Linked DNA regions of Homo sapiens: all the other regions are linked to region 4. Evidence: chromatin contacts called from ENCODE Hi-C or POLR2A ChIA-PET data. All regions are on one chromosome and are shown on one strand. The core of a region is the stretch at or near the end of the contact, and the rest is flanking DNA. Distances in the headings are between cores, read along the strand shown. Region 1 overlaps PCED1B (PC-esterase domain containing 1B). Region 2 has its middle 53 kb from the start of PCED1B-AS1. Region 3 holds the start of PCED1B (PC-esterase domain containing 1B). Region 4 holds the start of SLC38A2 (solute carrier family 38 member 2). Region 5 has its middle 36 kb from the start of LINC02416.

What was found. A loop is a pair of places that touch in the nucleus more often than their neighbours do. ChIA-PET counts read pairs that join two places held with the same protein, here RNA polymerase II (POLR2A). Pooled maps may share reads with other maps.
Region 1: a pooled map shows a loop between it and region 4 (2.1-fold over the local background). The contact joins the enhancer-like site here to the promoter of SLC38A2 in region 4. A Hi-C loop is called at or near these places in 3 of 37 single-sample maps with no recorded cell type and 6 of 50 pooled maps. POLR2A ChIA-PET finds 5 or more read pairs at or near these places in 2 of 52 experiments (CD8-positive, alpha-beta memory T cell and H1).
Region 2: a loop to region 4 is called in a map of PC-9, with 5 times the contacts of the local background. The contact joins the enhancer-like site here to the promoter of SLC38A2 in region 4. A Hi-C loop is called at or near these places in 2 of 168 maps with a recorded cell type or tissue (PC-9 and naive thymus-derived CD4-positive, alpha-beta T cell), 1 of 37 single-sample maps with no recorded cell type and 8 of 50 pooled maps. POLR2A ChIA-PET finds 5 or more read pairs at or near these places in 1 of 52 experiments (activated T-cell).
Region 3: a pooled map shows a loop between it and region 4 (6-fold over the local background). The contact joins the promoter of PCED1B here to the promoter of SLC38A2 in region 4. A Hi-C loop is called at or near these places in 1 of 168 maps with a recorded cell type or tissue (chondrocyte) and 14 of 50 pooled maps. POLR2A ChIA-PET finds 5 or more read pairs at or near these places in 2 of 52 experiments (MCF 10A and activated T-cell).
Region 5: a loop to region 4 is called in a pooled map, with 3 times the contacts of the local background. The contact joins the enhancer-like site here to the promoter of SLC38A2 in region 4. A Hi-C loop is called at or near these places in 6 of 37 single-sample maps with no recorded cell type and 5 of 50 pooled maps. POLR2A ChIA-PET finds 5 or more read pairs at or near these places in 1 of 52 experiments (activated CD8-positive, alpha-beta T cell).

The regions. Positions count from the first base shown.
Region 1 is chr12:47,191,070-47,194,895 of GRCh38, reverse strand. The region is part of intron 2 of PCED1B (PC-esterase domain containing 1B); the gene reads right to left. Among named protein-coding and RNA genes, the nearest start is that of MIR4698, 5.2 kb to the right of the region's middle. Within about 2 kb of position 1,620, at least 4 of the 41 ENCODE cell types and tissues checked have a DNase peak (open chromatin) inside an H3K27ac peak, as active enhancers do.
Region 2 is chr12:47,267,475-47,271,316 of GRCh38, reverse strand. No RefSeq gene overlaps it. Among named protein-coding and RNA genes, the nearest start is that of PCED1B-AS1, 53 kb to the right of the region's middle. RefSeq lists enhancers at 1-521, 2,862-2,911. Within about 2 kb of position 2,241, at least 3 of the 41 ENCODE cell types and tissues checked have a DNase peak (open chromatin) inside an H3K27ac peak, as active enhancers do.
Region 3 is chr12:47,077,776-47,081,726 of GRCh38, reverse strand. It overlaps PCED1B (PC-esterase domain containing 1B), which reads right to left and starts at 2,106. Exons shown (of 4, transcript NM_138371.3): 1 at 2,002-2,106. It overlaps AMIGO2 (adhesion molecule with Ig like domain 2), which reads left to right and starts at 1,768. Exons shown (of 3, transcript NM_001370299.1): 1 at 1,768-2,265; 2 at 2,479-2,585; 3 at 2,662-3,951. The coding sequence starts at 2,725.
Region 4 is chr12:46,371,129-46,374,845 of GRCh38, reverse strand. It overlaps SLC38A2 (solute carrier family 38 member 2), which reads left to right and starts at 2,073. Exons shown (of 16, transcript NM_018976.5): 1 at 2,073-2,337; 2 at 3,467-3,668. The coding sequence starts at 3,553. It overlaps SLC38A2-AS1 (SLC38A2 antisense RNA 1), which reads right to left and starts at 2,063. Exons shown (of 2, transcript NR_187299.1): 1 at 1,984-2,063; 2 at 1,068-1,533. RefSeq lists enhancers at 1,514-1,573, 2,254-2,333, 2,191-2,894, 2,584-2,913, 2,994-3,143 and silencers at 1,824-2,163, 2,364-2,563.
Region 5 is chr12:47,315,467-47,319,306 of GRCh38, reverse strand. No RefSeq gene overlaps it. Among named protein-coding and RNA genes, the nearest start is that of LINC02416, 36 kb to the left of the region's middle. Within about 2 kb of position 2,011, at least 4 of the 41 ENCODE cell types and tissues checked have a DNase peak (open chromatin) inside an H3K27ac peak, as active enhancers do.

The DNA.
Region 1 (3,826 bases), core at 371-2,870, 820 kb before region 4:
AAGAAGAGGAATTATGAAACAGGATAAGTGGCCAGTGCTGTTTCTGAACACAACAATGCCATTTACTCTCGAATTTAGCCACACGGCACCTTTCTCTTCCTCATTAAAACCCTGGCCACATATTGCTGCTTCTGCCATCTAAGGTCTGTTCTTTAAATAGCACATGGAACTCCGACCGGTATGACCTTTCTTGTTGGCAGGTCATCTGAGGATATTAACTGGAGTACTTTGTCCCACAGTTCCCAGAAGAGCAGGAGACCTCAATATTCTAAGAAGCTTCACTGTTGAAAGTCTAAGTAGTTTGCCAAAAATGATTGATTTTCTTTACACTAAGGAAATTTCTCTTGTGTTTGCAATAAGTAGCTATCAAAGGGACATTTGTGGTTCTAAATTAGTTCCAGTACCTGTAAAGAGACCCATCCCAGCAAGGTGCGGTGGCTCACGCCTGTAATCCCAGCACTTTGGAAGGCCTAGGCAGGTGGATCACGAGGTCAGGAGTTCGAGACCAGCCTGACCAACATGGTGAAAGCCCATCTCTATTAAAAATACAAAAATTAGCTGGGCGTGGTGCTGCGCGCCTGTAATCCCAGCTATTCAGGAGGCTGAGGCAGGAGAATCACTTGAACCCAGCAGGTGGAGGTTGCAGTGAGCTGAGATCGTGCCACTGCACTCCAGCCTGGGCGACAGAGTGAGACTCCATCTCAAAATAAAAAAAGACCTATTCCTGAGAGGAGGCAGGCAGTGGGGAGACAGATGTGTTTCAGGAGCATGGAGGGAAGTTATCTGAAAAATGCTGGCTGCAAAGGGCAAGCGGCCACTCCTGCAAGGAGGTCTCAACACAGTATGACCAAGGGCCCTGCAGGTGGCAGAGCACAGCAAAAGCACAGCAAGAGCATGTGGTATTTATTCAAAGCCAAGGGAGGTAGGCAGGAAACCAGAATGCAGCTTAGTGAGGGCAAGAGCAAGGCAGGGCCCCAGCCCCAGCAAGACTGAGCAATGAAATGGCTTTAAAATAACAACAATCTGCAGTTATCAAAACTGGGGCCAAAATGGCAGACACCCTGAAATAAACTGGTGAAATGCAATCTTAAAACAGATGAACAGCAAATGAGCTAGAATCTTGGAGACTATTTGGTTGCCTCATATGATTTATAGGACTGGAGCAATGTTGCTGATCCTTATACTGAAATTTATGTCACGGGGAGAAAATATAATTCTAACTTACTAGAGAACCATGATTGAAGCTACTCAGGGCTGAGTGGGCAGAAGTATATCTTTGTCTCTGAGGGAAATTGTAAGACTTGCTTGTAGTTTATAAAAGTCATCCATAATTTTTAATCTTTTGTTTTGGGGGTCAGCCAAAATCCTACACCCTAACTATTGTAATCCAGGCGAGTGAAGGCAGTAATCTGAATTACCATGGTGATTGAGGGTTGGGGAGAAGGTGATGGGCTGAAACAATGACTGGAGTGGAAAGGGGGAAGGGGGCAGGAATTCAGGAATTGTGAGCAGGGAATTATTATAAAGAATGGTTCCCTGGTTTCTGCATTGGCTTGAACAACTCTGAGTGGACAGTGATGCTCATAGGAAGTGGGGACGGTCAGATGCCGGAATGCAAAATCCGGTCTCACTTTGTACTTCCTGTGTGAACCTGAGTCAGTTACTCAACCTCTCTGAGGATACAACAAATTTGAGAGTTCATATTTTGGTACATATGAGAGTCTATTAATTGTTAAGCCCTACAGTAAGTGATGAGAGTAATAAGACAAATAGAATACAGCTCTTGAATTCATTTTTTGCAGTCAGCTAGGAGAGACATGCAAAAACAATTAGCAAAATACAATGGGAGAAGCGCTAAAATATCTGTGTGCATAAAGCATTCAGTAAGCCCAGAATAATGTACTCTGCTTGCAAATATGGGGATAAGGAAGGTCTCATGTAGACGTGAGGAAAGAAGAATGGACATTGGAGCTAGGCTTGAATGAATAGTTTCACCAAAATACATTTTCTTTGTGATCTTAGACAAATTAATCTCTCCGAGCCTTAGTTTCCTCAGTTGGGGTTAATGATAGTACTTGTCTCAAGGAATGATGGTTAAATGAAATAATGCATGAAAAATCCTCAGCACAGTGCCTGTTACACAGCAAGAACTCCATGAATGTTTGCTATTTTTATTACCATTATTGCTATGGAGAGCCCTGGGAGTCAGTCAGCTCTGATGGACTCAATGATGTATCAAAGTCACAGCTAGTTAGTACCAGAGACTGGACCAGGATCCAGGCTGCCACTTTTATTCTCTAAAATGAAAGGAGAGCTCTGCCCTCGTCCAATTCCACTTTTTCCACTGAAGATTAAATTGGATTCTTTTATGTAAAGTGGACTCTCCAAGTGACTTTTCCCAAAGGAAAGTTTTGAATGAAATCATTTACCATTTGAATGAGCTCATATCCAAAAGGAGCACCCATTTGGATAGAGCCGATCAGTCTGCAGTATATACAATTTCACTTTGCTTACTGGTCATCTCCATTTTTTTTCCAGGCTACATATTTTTCTTATTTCAGCCTTCTAAACTCCCTGTTCTCTGCAGCCTATTTAATTGACTTTCATATCAAAGGAAAGTGAAAGCAAAAATAGGTTTTACTTATAATCAACATGCATTTACTGTTTGTCGTGATTTAGAAGCTCTTTGCTGGCACTATGGAAAGAGGCAAAAAAAAAAAAACAAAAAAAAAAAGCGTAGCCTCCATTTTTGAAATAGTTAAAGCAAGCCAGATCCACATAAAATAAGAAAACAGTAATTCTAGAACAATGTATAGATATTCTACAGTGATACGGGGTGGATTGAATACATTTATACAAAGGAGGCAAATTAAATTGGTGTTCTATTGAGTTGGAGTTAATGAGGATGTACAGAGAGAAAACAGTCAATCATTTCTGTGGCAAGCGCCATGTTAGGTGCTCCTATAGAGTATCTAAAGAAAATGATGTCTGAGTTAGCTCAAGAAAATGGTAATGGACTCAGATTGGCAAAGAGAAAGGCAGGCAAGTGGTTCTCATCAGAATCACCAGGTCCTTAAAAAAAAAAGCACAACACAACAAAACAAAAAAACCAAAAAAACCCCAAAACTTTTGTGTCCAGGCCGCACCCTCAGCGATTCTGCCTCAATTCCTCAGGGTGAGCAGCCCAGGTGTCCAGCTTTATGAAGGTTCCCAGGGCAATCTATTTTGCAACCTGGGCTGAAAACCTCTGCTTTAGGGCAAAGGCTGGATGATGACTATGCCCAAGTCCTGGGTGGAGAGAGGCAGGCCTGCGGTATTTCTTCTTCCGGATTGCAATGGAAACATGACTTCCCCCAATTTGCCTAGGATGAGAGTAAAGTGAATGCATTGGGTTGTGAACATGTGAACGTTTGCCTGGGGAGGGTCAAGGTGAGGATTTGGGAGAAATAATCTTTTGAGATCTTATAGAACTGCTGAATGCTGACACTGGGGTATAGAATTAGGAAGAAACTTAGAGATTTTAAACAAAAATAGTGGTCTCTGAGGAATTAAATGTATGGAGTCGTAAAGCTGGCAGAAGATAAAGGAGTGAAAAAAGTCTGGAAACAGACAGCTCAGGGCTTTAGGGTCAGTGGTGTCCCTTTGTAAAAACTGCTTCAATTCAACCTCATTTGTAAATGGGCATACTCATAGTAGCCCTGTGTGTCTGTTGGGAAGGTGATGTCACCAAGCCTATATTATAAAAATCGTAAGATGTTCATTTTACTTCTTCCTCTTTCTTTGTCCTTGTCTTCCTCCATGCATGTTTGCTTGCACATAGTCATTT
Region 2 (3,842 bases), core at 992-3,491, 900 kb before region 4:
CTAAATATGGTCCTTTCTTCAAAGTGTTCATAACTTAAAGGCAGAGACAAAGAAGAAAATGCACAATTAAAATTCTGTAGAGAAGAGGGGACTCAGAAGGGCATCTAACTTGGCCAGGATGAGAGAATAGGGGTGAAGCAGGGCAACTGAGAAATATTACCAAGAGTAAGTGACTCTTGAGTGGGTAAAGGGGAGAGAGGAGCTTCATGCAGCGATACCCCCCATTCAAAGGCATGAAGGCAGGAGAAGGCTCCCCTGAGTCAGTGGTAGCCATTAGTTCGGGGTTGGGGAAAAGAGGTGAAGAGATTCAGACTAAGAAGTTAGGTACAGAATAGATGGTGCTGGGCTTTGCACTTGAGCTTCACACTGAAGGCAGTAGGGAGCCCATGAAAGATTCTGCATTTTCTCTGGTTTGTGATCCAGGAGGGGTAGACAGGAGCTGGACAGAGGGCAGTCTATGCCAGATAAACCTGGACCAGGATCAAGGCAGAGCATTGCAGAGGAAAGGACAGATATGAGTAGCCATTTAAGGTGAATCAAATATGTTTTGTTTTGTTTGTTTGTTTGTTTGAGACGGAGTCTCGCTCTGTCGCCCAGGCTGGAGTGCAGTGCGTGATCTTGGCTCATTGCAAGCTCTGCCTCCCGGGTTCACGCCATTCTCCCTCCTCAGCCTCCCGAGTAGCTGGGATTACAGGCACCCGCCACCACGCTTGGCTAATTTTGTTTTTGTATTTTTAGTAGAAATGGGGTTTCACTGTGTTAGCCAGGATGTTCTCGATCTCCTGACCTCGTGATCTGCCCGCCTGGGCCTCCCAAAGTGCTGGGATTACAGGCGTGAGCCACCGCGCCTGGCCGATCAAATATGTTTTAAATGTAGATAATCTTACTTGCAGGGAAGCCCAGGCAGAAAAACTGGAGAAAAGAAAAACATGCCTCATTCCCTTCCTATGACATCCTGTTGTGTCTGAGCTTTATTACTACAAGGTGGGGACACAGACTTTTCTAATGATAGTGGGCTATTTAGCACTTAACTTTAATCAGACCTGGTGCTGAGGCACTTTACATGGAAGGGGATCAGAATATGCCACCCCAAAATATGCCACTTTAGTGTAAGGATTATTTTCAGCTGGAAGCAATTGAGAATCAACAGATGCAGAAAGAGTTCTTTCCTCTCCCCTTATCTGACTAAAAGCAGGGCACAAATTTGCCTTTGTGAAGGTGTTTCCTCTGTGCCAGTAAGGGAAGAACAACCCATCACCAGAGTCTAACCACTTCTTTGAGTTTCACTCCTTTTTTGTGAACTCCTGTGCATGTAAATATTAATAAAAATTTTGTGTCTGCTCTTTTGTTAGTCTGTCTTTTGTTAGGTTAATTTGCACGCCCCCAGCAAAAGAAGAGAGTAGAGGAAAAATTTTTCCTCCCCAACAACATACATCATCTCACTGAACCCTTATCCCTCTTAGTGCGGAAGGTACATACCCCATTTTTTAGATCCAAAAACAAAACTAAGGGATGTTAAGGGGCTGGTCCAAGGTCACGTAGCTAACAGGTGGCAGAGCTGGGATTTGTACCCATGCCTACACGACCACACAGCCTGAACATCCAGCAACTATCCTGCAATTCCAGTGTGTAGGAAACACAGTCTAACAGAGTTAGCAGACAGGGATTGGAGCAGCGTAAAATCCATATTCTAATTCTAGCCCCATTACTATCAACAAAATATTAATCATGTAAATATTTGTGTTGTTCTTTATAGTTCTGATAATAAAGTCATTGCTTCAGTGGTATGACCTTGAGTAAATCGTGTAACCCATCTGTGTCTTAATGTTTTCCCATGAATCAGCACATGGCTTTTAAATTCTTACTATGTTTTAAGTCCTATTCTAATTGGAAGACTGTAATCTTTTATTTTGTTTGAAATAAAATAGCAATGATTTTCACCCTCTTTGTGAGCCCACAAACAAAACAGTAGATATTTAAATTCTGTGGTTACAAGAAAATAAAACAGAAAGAAGTCCTTTCAGTTCTGCTAAATGCAAAATGAACATATATGCAGGCCAGGTGGGGAAGAGATGGGCTGCATTTTTGTCTTGGGCATTAACCAATGTAACTAAGTGGTCAATTGCTATAATTTGAAACAGGAAGGGAAGCAGAAGAACTCCTGTTGATGCTGTTATTTTAAGTAGGTGCATGGTCTATCCTTATCTGGGTAACTTGACTGTCTCAGGCTTGACTAAGCTGCAAGTTCCAAGTTGGTCATATTAACACTGTTTACCTAATCTCAAAGCTCTGAGTGGTCACCGAGGGAGTCCCTAGGAGAGTCATTGTTGATAGAGAGGGTGAGGAGGGAGTAAACTGTAGTTCCCCAGGCTTTTGGACAAGGCTTTTGTTGAGGGGATTCAGAGAATGGTGGGAGCAGAAGAGAGCCAGTGGAATGGAGACAGAGCTGAGGTGGGGAAGAAAGATGGAGCAAGACATAGCAGCTGCTGGCCAGGCACGGTAGCTCATGACTGTAATCCCAGCACTTTGCGAGGCCAAGGCAGGTGGATCACCTGAGATCAGCAGTCCGAGACCAGCCTGGCCAACATGGTGAAACCCCGTATCTACTAAAAATACAAAAAAACTAGCTGGGCGTGGCGGCGGGCGCCTGTAAACCCAGCTACTTGGGAGGCTGAGACAGGAAGAGGTTGCAGTGAGCCAAGATTGCGCCATTGCACTCCAGCTTGGGCGACAAGAGTGAAACTCCATCGCAAAAAAATAAAACAAACAAACAAAACGACATAGCAGCTGCTGCAGGAGAGAAATTTCAAAAAGTGGTGATGAGACATTTAGAAAGGTTTGGGTGTATGATATGTAAATTTCTCTTTCGTCTACAAACAAAATTGCAACAAAACTCTGCCTGGTTAAATGTTGTGCTGGTTATTTGACTGTTTGCCTCCAGATCCATCCTTTGTGTCTGCTCTGTATGTCTGACTGTTGCAAGCTATGATACCCAGGCTCTCTTGACCACCTGTTTTAGCCTCACTTAACCAGCGAGAGGTACTGTTGGAGATTGGAGGTTGGGAGGAAAGGGGAAGCCAAAGTATTTCTTGTCCTCTTTTTCTGCCATGGGAGGCATATCTGGCAGTAGCTGCCCTCCTCTGTGGCTCCAGCTCTTGCCTGAATATTTCTGTTATAATGCTAGTGTCTATCAAGGGACCCCCAGATCCTTCCTTTGTCTCTCCAGTCTTAAGGGTGGGTGGTGGCTTCCCACTTGCTAATCTTTGGGATGCCTCATCTACCCTAGTGACTATTTTAGCTCCTCTAACACCTTTATAATTAATTCTTCGTATTTAATATCTTCTATTTAATAACCTGATGGGACCCTGATCAATACAGAGGAGACGTACCTTTTTTCCTCTCCTGGTTTCTATAACGAGGGAGTTCTCCAAGCACATGTTTTGTTTCCCTTAGCCCTTTTATTCATCCCACCCCTAGGGCTCTGGAGTGAGTAATTGGATGGTAATTTTGGAAGAATCGCTGAGCATGTTGGGTCAGCTTTGCTGCTTCCTATTAGGAGTGGGCATTCCAAGAATGCACAGTATCTCTCTGTATTGCAAGTCTTGCCTGGGCAGGCCTGCTCTAGCCTAGCAAATGCCTGACTATGGGCAAGTCTGTCTGATTTTAGCCCACTTGACCACCAGACCTAAAACCTAGTCTTCTAGCCTGGCCTCTGCCGGTAACAAAGGTGATCCCCATTTGCTCTACCTTTGTTTTATTTCTTCAACTTGTTCAGGATGCAAGTGAGCAAGAAGAGTGCCATTTATTGTGGCTCCCTCCTTCAGAGACTTTAACATTATTCA
Region 3 (3,951 bases), core at 857-3,356, 710 kb before region 4:
AAATATTCCTCTGAGCGATTTTAATTCTATTCCTCTGTATTAACTATTCTAACTCTATAAAATTGAAGTCCTGGAGACCAAGCTTTTGAGAATCCCAGGAAGTGTGGCCTAATACTAGAAAATCTCAACTTCTGCCTCTCCCCTTTAAGTACACAGTAAGAAATGCTTGCATGAAGCATTTTAGGCTGTGTTCTTATGATAAAATTCAACTTTCATGAAATAAATTAATCTGAATCAAGTTGTCCTCATCTGAAAATGCCTAGATTTATTAGTGCTAGCCCGGCTTTATTCCACAAACAATTCTATTTAAATTAGGTGTTGGTCTAACAAATCTGCCTGACCACAGCAATGACTCACGGACCATGTAGGAAACAACTTTCACTAAATTCAAGATTGCTCAAGTGAAAAGGTGCGCGGGGGAGGGGAGGAAGAGTTGGTTGTCCTCATCATTTTTATTTTTAAGTAATATTACAAGTTATCTATCCTGCCCCAACTGTTTCCTCAATTTGGTTGCTTTTCATTCCACTGTGGTTGGCATCTTTTGTCAAGGCAGTAATTTATTTCTTTTAATCCGGATATAATGGCCAAATGGGCGATCTGACTCACTCAAATCCCATCGTTAAAACTTATCTTGGAATTAAACAAAAATGGATTTTTAATCGTAGAGCTCATCAGCCTCATAGTCTCCACCTCATTTCTGAATGGCCTTGTTCGGCTTGCACCTTCTGTGCTTGCTGAACCAAAGCGCGCTGGTCGGCCGCGGCATCTCCGGAAGGGATGAAGAGCCTCCGCGCACACGCCCCTTACTTCCCTGTCCCGCACGCGCCACGAGCACGCTTGCAAAAGACGGGGAGGTGGCGGGGACAGAGACAGAGGAAATGAGAGAGAGAGAACGAAAGAGAAAGGAGAGAGAGGGAGAGAGAGAGGGAGAGAGAAGAGGGGAAGGAGAAGAGAGAAAAAAGAAAAAAAGGTCTGCTCTGGGATTATTATTATTATTTGGGTTAATACTCTTATCTTTGCATTCCAGCCGGAAGGTCGGCTCCAAGCCTTCTTTCCTGCCCTCCTCCTTCTTGAATTGGACACCATCCCTGTTGCCGCCTCCTGAGTCAGGAAAGGGATAGAACTTTCCCAGGGAGGTGAGGGGTGTCCCCGTGGCGATTTCCCGGTTACTTCCTCCCAGCAGATATCCCTGTGGAGAGGAAACGTTCCCGACTTCCCTCCCCGCGACCTCCTCCCTAGAAACGAGCGGAGACGTCAGGCTGCTTCTGGGTTTATTTTGTAAACCCAGACAGTCAACTGCACTTGGCGCAGGCAAAGCCTCCTTGGCCCTTGCCCCAAAGCAAAGCTCTAAGAGGTCCGGGGATTCCTTGGCCTGGGTGGGGAGAGAGACGTGACCTGTGCGGCCGCCGCGAAGTGGGTCTCCAAGGGTGAGACCCCTCCCTCGGTGGCTGGGCGTGTCCCCTTTAGCCTTCCTGGACCCCATTACCGCCCGGCTTGGAGCTGGACGAAGGGACGTAATTGGTAGGCGAGTGGGTTGGGCATCTTGACTCAAGGACCAGAGTCTGGGCCTCTGGTGTGGACCCCTGCCCCCTCCCCGCTCTGCGCGGCCGTTCTAGAGGTCCGGGTGGGAGCTGGAGGAGGAAAGCGGGAGGAGGCGGCGAGGCCGCGGGGCGGTATGAGGGGGCGCCGGCCGCCTCTCGGATTGGCTGCGCCGCCGCCCCCTCCGCATCGCGCGCCCCCCACCACGCGCCCAGCCTGCTCCCTCCCGCAGGCTCCGAGCTGCTGCCCGCAGGAGGCAGGACGCGCAGGGGTGGGACCGGCGCCCCAGCCCGTCTCCCGGCCCCGGGCGCGCGGGAACCCCGGGTCCTGCAGCCTCCCGAGTGCGGAGAGGCGGGGCCGCCCGCTGCCGCCCGGCTGCCTGCGCCCCCTCCCGCGGCCCCGGCTCTGGGAGCGGGGCGCCCCGCGCGCGGGCACACGGCGGCCAGAGCGCCGAGGCGGTACCTTCAGCCTGCAATGAGAGGAACCCGGGAGAGCCCCCGGGAGCCAGCGAAGAGCTTGGCTGCTGCGTCCAGGGCTGCTGCTGCCGCCGCGGCTGCTTGAAACTCCTCAAAGTTGAGAGCCGGCTAGAGGGTGCCGCCCGCCGGGAGCCGGAGGGAAAGGAAGTCGGAAGGTGCAAGAGTGACAGACACGGACAGACGGACGCGCAGACCTTCGGAAGGCACTGCGTAGGCAGCCTCCCCGGAGCCCACGAGGCTCCCCAGCACCGTGAGTTTTTTCCTGGATGGGTGGTTGCTAAGTATTTCCGTTTAATTGTTTGTAGCGTACGTTTGCGTATAGTTGTGTCTGTTGGAGGGAGTTTAAAACAACAACAACAACAACAACAACGCAGGATGCACCTTAGGAAAAAATTGAGTTTCTGATGGTGGGTGAGACGGTGGGTTGTATGGAGAGAATGTGACTGTACATTTTTATAAGCAGGACTAACCCAGGAAAGAGGAAAAAATACATTTAACAGTGAAGAGGCAACACAGAGCTCCCTATTGTGAAATAAAACCCATTTCAAAAGTTATTGGAAAGAAAGTAAGGTATGGCTCTTATGGGTTAACTAGTGGTAGTCAGTTTCTGCTTTTTACTCCCTCTGAATTATTAATTGTTTGCCAGGTTCACTGGTGGGAGGCTGAGCCGGTGGAAAAGACACCGGGAAGAGACTCAGAGGCGACCATAATGTCGTTACGTGTACACACTCTGCCCACCCTGCTTGGAGCCGTCGTCAGACCGGGCTGCAGGGAGCTGCTGTGTTTGCTGATGATCACAGTGACTGTGGGCCCTGGTGCCTCTGGGGTGTGCCCCACCGCTTGCATCTGTGCCACTGACATCGTCAGCTGCACCAACAAAAACCTGTCCAAGGTGCCTGGGAACCTTTTCAGACTGATTAAGAGACTGGACCTGAGTTATAACAGAATTGGGCTTCTGGATTCTGAGTGGATTCCAGTATCGTTTGCAAAGCTGAACACCCTAATTCTTCGTCATAACAACATCACCAGCATTTCCACGGGCAGTTTTTCCACAACTCCAAATTTGAAGTGTCTTGACTTATCGTCCAATAAGCTGAAGACGGTGAAAAATGCTGTATTCCAAGAGTTGAAGGTTCTGGAAGTGCTTCTGCTTTACAACAATCACATATCCTATCTCGATCCTTCAGCGTTTGGAGGGCTCTCCCAGTTGCAGAAACTCTACTTAAGTGGAAATTTTCTCACACAGTTTCCGATGGATTTGTATGTTGGAAGGTTCAAGCTGGCAGAACTGATGTTTTTAGATGTTTCTTATAACCGAATTCCTTCCATGCCAATGCACCACATAAATTTAGTGCCAGGAAAACAGCTGAGAGGCATCTACCTTCATGGAAACCCATTTGTCTGTGACTGTTCCCTGTACTCCTTGCTGGTCTTTTGGTATCGTAGGCACTTTAGCTCAGTGATGGATTTTAAGAACGATTACACCTGTCGCCTGTGGTCTGACTCCAGGCACTCGCGTCAGGTACTTCTGCTCCAGGATAGCTTTATGAATTGCTCTGACAGCATCATCAATGGTTCCTTTCGTGCGCTTGGCTTTATTCATGAGGCTCAGGTCGGGGAAAGACTGATGGTCCACTGTGACAGCAAGACAGGTAATGCAAATACGGATTTCATCTGGGTGGGTCCAGATAACAGACTGCTAGAGCCGGATAAAGAGATGGAAAACTTTTACGTGTTTCACAATGGAAGTCTGGTTATAGAAAGCCCTCGTTTTGAGGATGCTGGAGTGTATTCTTGTATCGCAATGAATAAGCAACGCCTGTTAAATGAAACTGTGGACGTCACAATAAATGTGAGCAATTTCACTGTAAGCAGATCCCATGCTCATGAGGCATTTAACACAGCTTTTACCACTCTTGCTGCTTGCGTGGCCAGT
Region 4 (3,717 bases), core at 824-3,323:
TGGCCCTCGAAAAGACCAATCAAACTGGCAATAAAAACATGGAAGTTTCACCCCTCCACCCTTCTTTTTTTGTCATTTACTGTTCAAGTTCTGATCATACAGAGACCAGATCAATATTGCAGCTCCCCCCCCCGCCCCTGCCCTCCACTTTGCCCTCAGCTGTACAGGTATTGTGCTTCTCCTAAATATGTGTTGCAATACAAACCACCAAAAAGTCCAAAAGACATGAGATTTACTTATAGTGCCACTTGCCACCCATAACTACCAACCCTGAGGGCCTCCTTAGCACCTCTAACTGGGCAGAGGAAACGACCAGAGATTCATCTGGAATGAAAAAGTGGTTTAAGACCTTTTGATTGTTATCAGTTGAAACCTAATATAAAGAAACTTCCTGGGACTCCTCTCTAACCTACCACTACCAAGATTGTTGTGACAAGAAGAGTTGATTGATTTTATTGGGGAATGTATGTGGAAGGAAGATAGTTTTTTCAGCCCTAATTGTGTGTCAAATTCCAAACCTGCCCTTGGGGAGTTCACAATCTTTGGGCAGATGATACTACAAATAGTCTGGAACGATTTTGAGTGCATGACAGCACGGATTTTTAAAAGTCCGTCACCATATTGTTTTAGAAAATAGTACCTGCAAAAAGAGGGCTGAGTACGGAGGGATTAAGGCATGCGGGGCGCTTTCCTGTGGCTCGAAGACTAAGCCTTGCATGACAGCGGCATTTAAGGGGATGAGAGGAGATTGGACACCAAAGCAAGAATGGCTATTATTTAAGACTGGCCTGAACAGAGTAGAAGGTTTGCGGTAGGGAAGACTGGCCTGAACAGAGTAGAAGGTTTGGGGTAGGGAACACAGGAGTGTGATGGGGGAAATCGGGACCTCGCTTGTCAATCATAAACACTGGTGCAGGCGAGGGCACCCGAAGCCTCACGTGCGGCGGAAATAGGCAGTTGTACGGATTTCCTCAGTAAAACATTGAAAGCAAAAACTGCGATCACACCCAGCCCTTTCCTCTATGCCCTGCCCAATTTCTCCCAAGTCCCCAAAAGGAAGAGAGCAGTAGGTCAAACTTGTTTATTCATTCATTCCATGAACATTTCTCTCTCCTAAGGGGTCTTTGTTTCCTGCAAGGGAGTGAGTCTTGCCTTTCCCGCAGCACCAATTTTTCCACAGCGAAGGGTCCCCCTAGTTGCCTGGCTCAGCAAGACCACACACATCACCATTGAAGGGAAAGGACCAGGCTCCGCAGAAAGCGCCTCAGACCCGCATTCAGACAAGGCAGTGCCTTTGCCCGGGGCGGCGGTGGTGGGATAAGAGAAGCAACGTGTCAGCGAGTGGAAAACTGGGGACTCCCAAACGGCCTTAGGAGCGCCGGGCTCCCCACTGGGGCCTCTTTCTAAGGGGCCTGGCTTGCTGGCCAAAAGGTAGCCTTTCCGCTAGTCCAGTTTCCATGGCCGTACAAAAAGCACATCCCGAAAAGGAGCTGCTCGCCGACCTCCGGCTAGTTTTGAAGAGTGAAAGCAGGTCTAGGTGGAAAAGAAAGAACAACAAACCATCAGGACAACCTTGCTGCCTTGGCCCAAGTTTGTGAGACAAAACTTCACTGTAAATCACAAAAATAACAATCAAGAAAGTGTTTGGTGGGAGGGTGGTGTCCCCCAAAAGCCTTGATGTGTCCCCCGAAAGCAAGGACTGCTGGTGACTCGGACAGGAGAAAATTTTAAGGAGATGGCTCCTCAAAGACAACCGCATGTGTTGAGCACCAACCCTGGCTGAAAAGGATAGGCAGGGGAAGCATCTGGGGGTCTTTCCAGACTATCTAGAAAGCTGGAGAGAGTGGGCTTGGGCTTTGCGGGAGAGTCTTGGGGGCGCCTGCGGGCGGGGCTGGGCCGCGGGCGCGGGCCGCAGAGGGAGGGGCAGGGAGGCGGGGCCTAGGTCTGGGCGGGTCGGAGGCGGGGCCCAGGTGGTGTTGATACACAAAGAGAAGGCGCCCGGGCGGCCGCGGTCCCGCCCACTGACGCGTCCCCGGGGTGCCGCTATAACCCGCCGCTCGCAGGGCTGCTCCACAGCCGCGCGACGCCGCCGCCTTAGAACGCCTTTCCAGTACTGCTAGCAGCAGCCCGACCACGCGTTACCGCACGCTCGCGCCTTTCCCTTGACACGGCGGACGCCGGAGGATTGGGGCGGCAATTTGTCTTTTCCTTTTTTATTAAAATTATTTTTCCTGCCTGTTGTTGGATTTGGGGAAATTTTTTGTTTGTTTTTTATGATTTGTATTTGACTGAGAGAAACCCACTGAAGACGTCTGCGTGAGAATAGAGACCACCGAGGTAACGCGTGCGGGGGGGCGTCTGTGGGAAGGGCGCGGGGCCCGGGCGAGAGTGGGGGAGGGGCTTCCGGGAGGGGCCGCGCGGGAAGGCGGCCGCGGGGTCCGTTTCCTTTCGAGGCGGGCGTTGTCGGTTGGGCTGGCCAGCCTTCCACCCTGGCCCGCCGCGCGGGTGTCGCGCCCGCGACGTGGGTAGGAGAGCGGGCGCTGGGCGGGGGCCGCGTGCCTGCACGGTGCGGAGCCGCATCTTCCCATTAGGGGGAGGGGAGCTAGCCCGGCCAGCGGCTCTGCTGCGGCAAGTCTTGTGACTGATTTGCATTTAATAAAAAAAAAAAATTAAGTCCAGGGAGCCAGGAATCTGGGGGCGGCGGAGGTGGGCTTGGGCATGTATTACAGGAGAGGCCAAGATTGGGGAAGACGAGTTGGGAACATTTGACAATCGACGATCGATATTGCATCAGTTTTCTTTCCGGACATAGGAGGGGCTGGGCGGGCGTAGCACTCGCGGGCCAGCTGCCTGTGGACGGGTGTGCTTGAGGGCACTGGCGCGCGTGTGTAAACAAACCCCCAGCTCCCGGGGCCCGGGCGTTCGCCCCCCTCGAGAGAGGAGTAGTGTCGGCCCTTTCCGCCTCCTGGGGAAGGCTGTCTGCGGCAGAGGCATTTCTCCGTGTGGGGACTCCGGGCAGTAAAGGACAGATTACGCAGCATTGCTGTTCCAAATGCTAGAAACGGAAAGCCGTGCGCCTAGGTTGCATGCACACGAGCCAGGGTCGGGGCTGGATGTGTGCCCTGAGTGCCTGTGCAAGTTTGGAGCGACTGGGAAAAAGCAAAACAGAACCCCCCCTCGCCCCCTCCACTCCGACGAGGGACAATAGAGAGGGTGAAATACTGAAATCTGCCGGAGTAGGGGGCCTCGACGGCCGCAACACAGCGGTGGCATCATCTTTGTTCTCCCCGCGGCTCCGCCGTCTGTACTTTTCCGCCCCTCGGCGCGCCCCCGCCCCTCGCGCGCGGCTGGTACTTTTCCACTCGCCTGGCCTGGGATGAATCAGCCGCGCTGCGCCTCCGGGCGGCGTCACGTGACCGCGGCGGGCTGGCGCTGCGGTCCTGACGCGCCGCCTCTACTTTCGCAGGCCGACTCGCGGGCCGCTGCACCCACCGCCAAGGACAAAAGGAGCCCAGCGCTACTAGCTGCACCCGATTCCTCCCAGTGCTTAGCATGAAGAAGGCCGAAATGGGACGATTCAGTATTTCCCCGGATGAAGACAGCAGCAGCTACAGTTCCAACAGCGACTTCAACTACTCCTACCCCACCAAGCAAGCTGCTCTGAAAAGGTGGGAGAAGTTGTGACACTTTTGAAAAAACGGCTTGCATGGGTTGGGT
Region 5 (3,840 bases), core at 762-3,261, 940 kb before region 4:
TGGCCAGGTTGGCTGGGGTTTGGCTGGTTGAGGGGTCTCAACTGAGATCCCTCATCTGTACTTTATGTGGTTTCTCACCTTCCAGCAGGCAATCCTGGGCGTGGTCACATGGTGACGGCATTATTCAAAGAGTGTGCTCTTTGAACACAATATAGGAAGCTGCAAGGCCTCTTGGGGCCTACGCTTGGAACTCATTCAATGCCAGTTCTGTGGTATTCTATTGACCAAAGCATGTGGCAAGGCCATCCCAGATTCAAGGTGACTCTACCCTTTTTTTTTTTTTTTTTTTGGTGAGAAGAAGTCTTGCTCTGTGGCCCAGGCTGGAGTGCAGTGGCAAATCTCGGCTCACTGCAACCTCCACCTCCCGGGTTCCAGCGATTCTCCTGCCTCAGCCTCCTGAGTAGCTGGGACTACAGGTGCATGCCACCTCACCTAACTAATTTTTGTATTTTTTAGTAGAGACAGGGTTTCTCCATGTTGGCCAGGTTGGTCTCGAACTCCTGACCTCAGGTGATCCACCCAGCTGGACTTCCCAAAGTGCTGGTATTACAGGTGTGAGCCACAGCACCCGGCCAACTCTACCTCTTAATGGGAGAAACTACAGAATATTATGGCCATTTTTACAATGTACTGTATTTCAGTAGAGAAAAACTGGGAGTAGGGAAGGAAAAAGATGGACAACTTTTACTTTTCACTTACGGAATTACGTTTTGTTTAAATTTTAAAAATTATGGATGCATATACACTACTTCTACAATAACAATAATGATAACACATTAAAATATGACTCCAAATATTTCTTGTATTATCTTAGTTACACGAGGATAATAATCTAATCCACTGATATTTTGAAGGACCCATGATTTTGAATCAAAACACCTAATTCAGGCTTTGTCTTTGAACCACCTCTAATTATAAGGCTAAATAATGGTAAATTTAATATGAAATCCTCCAGCATGGAGCTTGACACATAGCAAATGTTGGGTAAATCTGAATCTGAATGAGAAGATAGGGGCAAAAAAGATGTATGAATAATATAAAAATAACTTTAAAATCTGTTCTATTTATTTTTTGTTTTGTTTTCTGAGACAAGGTCTTGCTCTGTTACCCAGGCTGGAGTGCAGTGGTGCAATCATAGCTCACTGCAACTCCTGGGCTCAAGGGATCCTCCCACCTCAGCCTCCCAAGTAGCTGGGACCACAGGCACACACCACCAAGCCAGGCTAGTTGTCTTTATTTTTATTTTTAATAGAGACGAGGTCTCCCTGTGATGCCCAGGCTGGTCTTGAACTCCTGAACTTGAGTGATCCTCCTGTATCAGCCTCCCAAAGTGCTGGGATTACAGGCATGAGTCACTGTGCCCAGCCAAAATCTGTTCTATTAATTTAGTGTTTATAAAAACAACTTGCCAGCTTTTATTATGGCAACTTGAACTTTAATGGACAAGAAAAGAGATTTGATTTAACTTCATATACTTGCAGTTTGGACTGTTGGAGAAAATATTAACAGCATGTCCATTGCTGTAATGCAAGCTGGGAATTATAACCTAAGGCAGCATGAAGAGTGTTCTTAAATTCTAGTCCTGCAAGTCACCCATCTAATTAAGAAACCATATATCTTATGATACATGCCAGGAATTCTCCTTAGCTATATCAAGTGGAGCCTTGGGGAGACATCCACAGGAGCTATTTTTCAAAAAACCTTCTTTCTGGCTGGGTGCGGTGGCTCACGCCTGTAATCCCAGCACTTCGGGAGGCCAAGGCGGGCAGGTCACCTGAGGACAGGAGTTCAAGACCAGCCTGGCCAACGTGGTGAAACCCCGTCTGTACTAAAAATACAAAAATTAGCCAGGCATGGTGGCACCTGCCAATAATCCCAGCCACTTGGGAGGCTGAGGCAGGAGAATCAATTGAACCCGGGAGGAGGAGGTGGCAGTGAGGCGAGATCACGCCATTGCACTCCAGCCTGGGCAAAAGAGCGAAACTCCGTCTCAAAACCAAAACCAAAACCAAAACAAACAAACAACAAAACTTCCTTTTTTTAGCAGCTGCAGCACATATTAGCAAGTGGCAGAAAAGTGACCTCTTAATTTTGTTCAATAGACCCCATATTCAGTTTGTTCTTGTGCTTTTACCAGTACTTACTATTTCTCCAAATTAAAAATGGATAAATAGAAGCAATAAAAATATGTTAGAGAAATTCTTGCAGATCTTTTTTGGCTGATTTTCAATCCAGAATATGTTTTCCTAAAGTCTCACAAAGTATTTACAAGAACAGGCCTGCTATTTATTTAATGACCATTCGATGCCATCCTGACCTTTCCCAGGAAGGTCAAAGAGTAGCCTGTTATTTGAATGCCTAATTTAACTGGACAAAGGAAATTGCTTTCATAATTTCTACTTTGGCCTTCCTGATTGAACCAAATGTCAACTTTCCACACAATGTTCCCCAACAAACATTCTTATTCCTAATGCAACCAGATTAGATCAATCTGCATCTGTCTCCATTGTACCCTGGGATTGCATAAACTCTGGATACATATTTATTTTGTGGATTCATTTCCATGTTAATTGGAACGCAGTTTCCTGGAATTTCTTTTCTGAGTATGATAATCTTCTTACAGTCAGCATGATGGAAACAGCTGTGTGCTGTTTACTTTAAGGAGGATGGTGTTCCTTGCTCAGATGATCATTGGATATCCACTTTCTAGATCAAATATTGTATCTCCATTCTTTCTTATAGAATTATTAGAACATGTTAATTTATGGAGGACTTTCAAACTCAATTTTATTAGGCTACTGGTTTGGGGAGAGCATAGTACACAACAAAAATTATTGAAAAGCCATAATATTTAATTAAATCTCTGCTTTCTAAGTAGATTTTTAAAATCAACCTTATTTATTTATTTATTTATTTATTTTTGAAACAGTGTCTTGCTCTGTCACCCAGGCTGGAGTGCAGTGGCACAATCTCGGCTCACTGCAACCTCTGCCTCCTGGGTTCAAGCGATTCTCCTGCCTCAGCCTCCCAAGTAGCTGGGATTATAGGCTCGTGCCACCACGTCCTGCTATTTTTTGTATTTTTAGTAGAGACGGGGGTTCAGCATGTTGGCCAGGCTGGAAATCAACTATTTTTTAATTACAAAAGTTATATATGTAAAGTGCAGAAAATCTGGAAGTTTGACAATCCCACTATTGTTAACATTTTGATGGCTTTCTTTCATAAACACATAATAGATTTTTGTAAGATATTTTTATTCTGAGCAGATAAATACAGTATCAGTCCAAACACTTTTTCACCAGCCATCCGTCTAATCTAACTAAGGAGTTATTAGATGATAAAATAAAGCAGATTATTCAATCCAACATCAAACATGTTCTGAAGATTTACTATGTGCTCCACACTTTCTCCTCTCTGGGATGGGTGAGAAGAGCACAAAAATAAATAAGACACATCCTTGCTTTGTCAACATGATTAGCAACCAAGATAGAGTTGCTTTAGCCTCCACAGGTATATTGCCATTCCAAACACAGTCAGGCTTAATAAATAAAAATAGAATACATATTAGGTAGACAACTCAGTCTCTACCATGTCACCTGAGTTTAGCCATGCATGTCTCTTTAGGGCAACCATTTTATATATAAGAGATGTCTCAGCTTCCCTCCCTGGAAACTCTTCTCTTCCCTCTCTAGGATCAGACACATGCTCTCATCAGTACAGTTAAGGATCAGATGAGAGATGAATTGGGCTTTGTCAATTCCCATTCCCATTGTTGCTTACTATCTTATCAACAAAACTAAAACAAGCTTAAGGAAAAATGTTTCATCTATGTTAATTTTC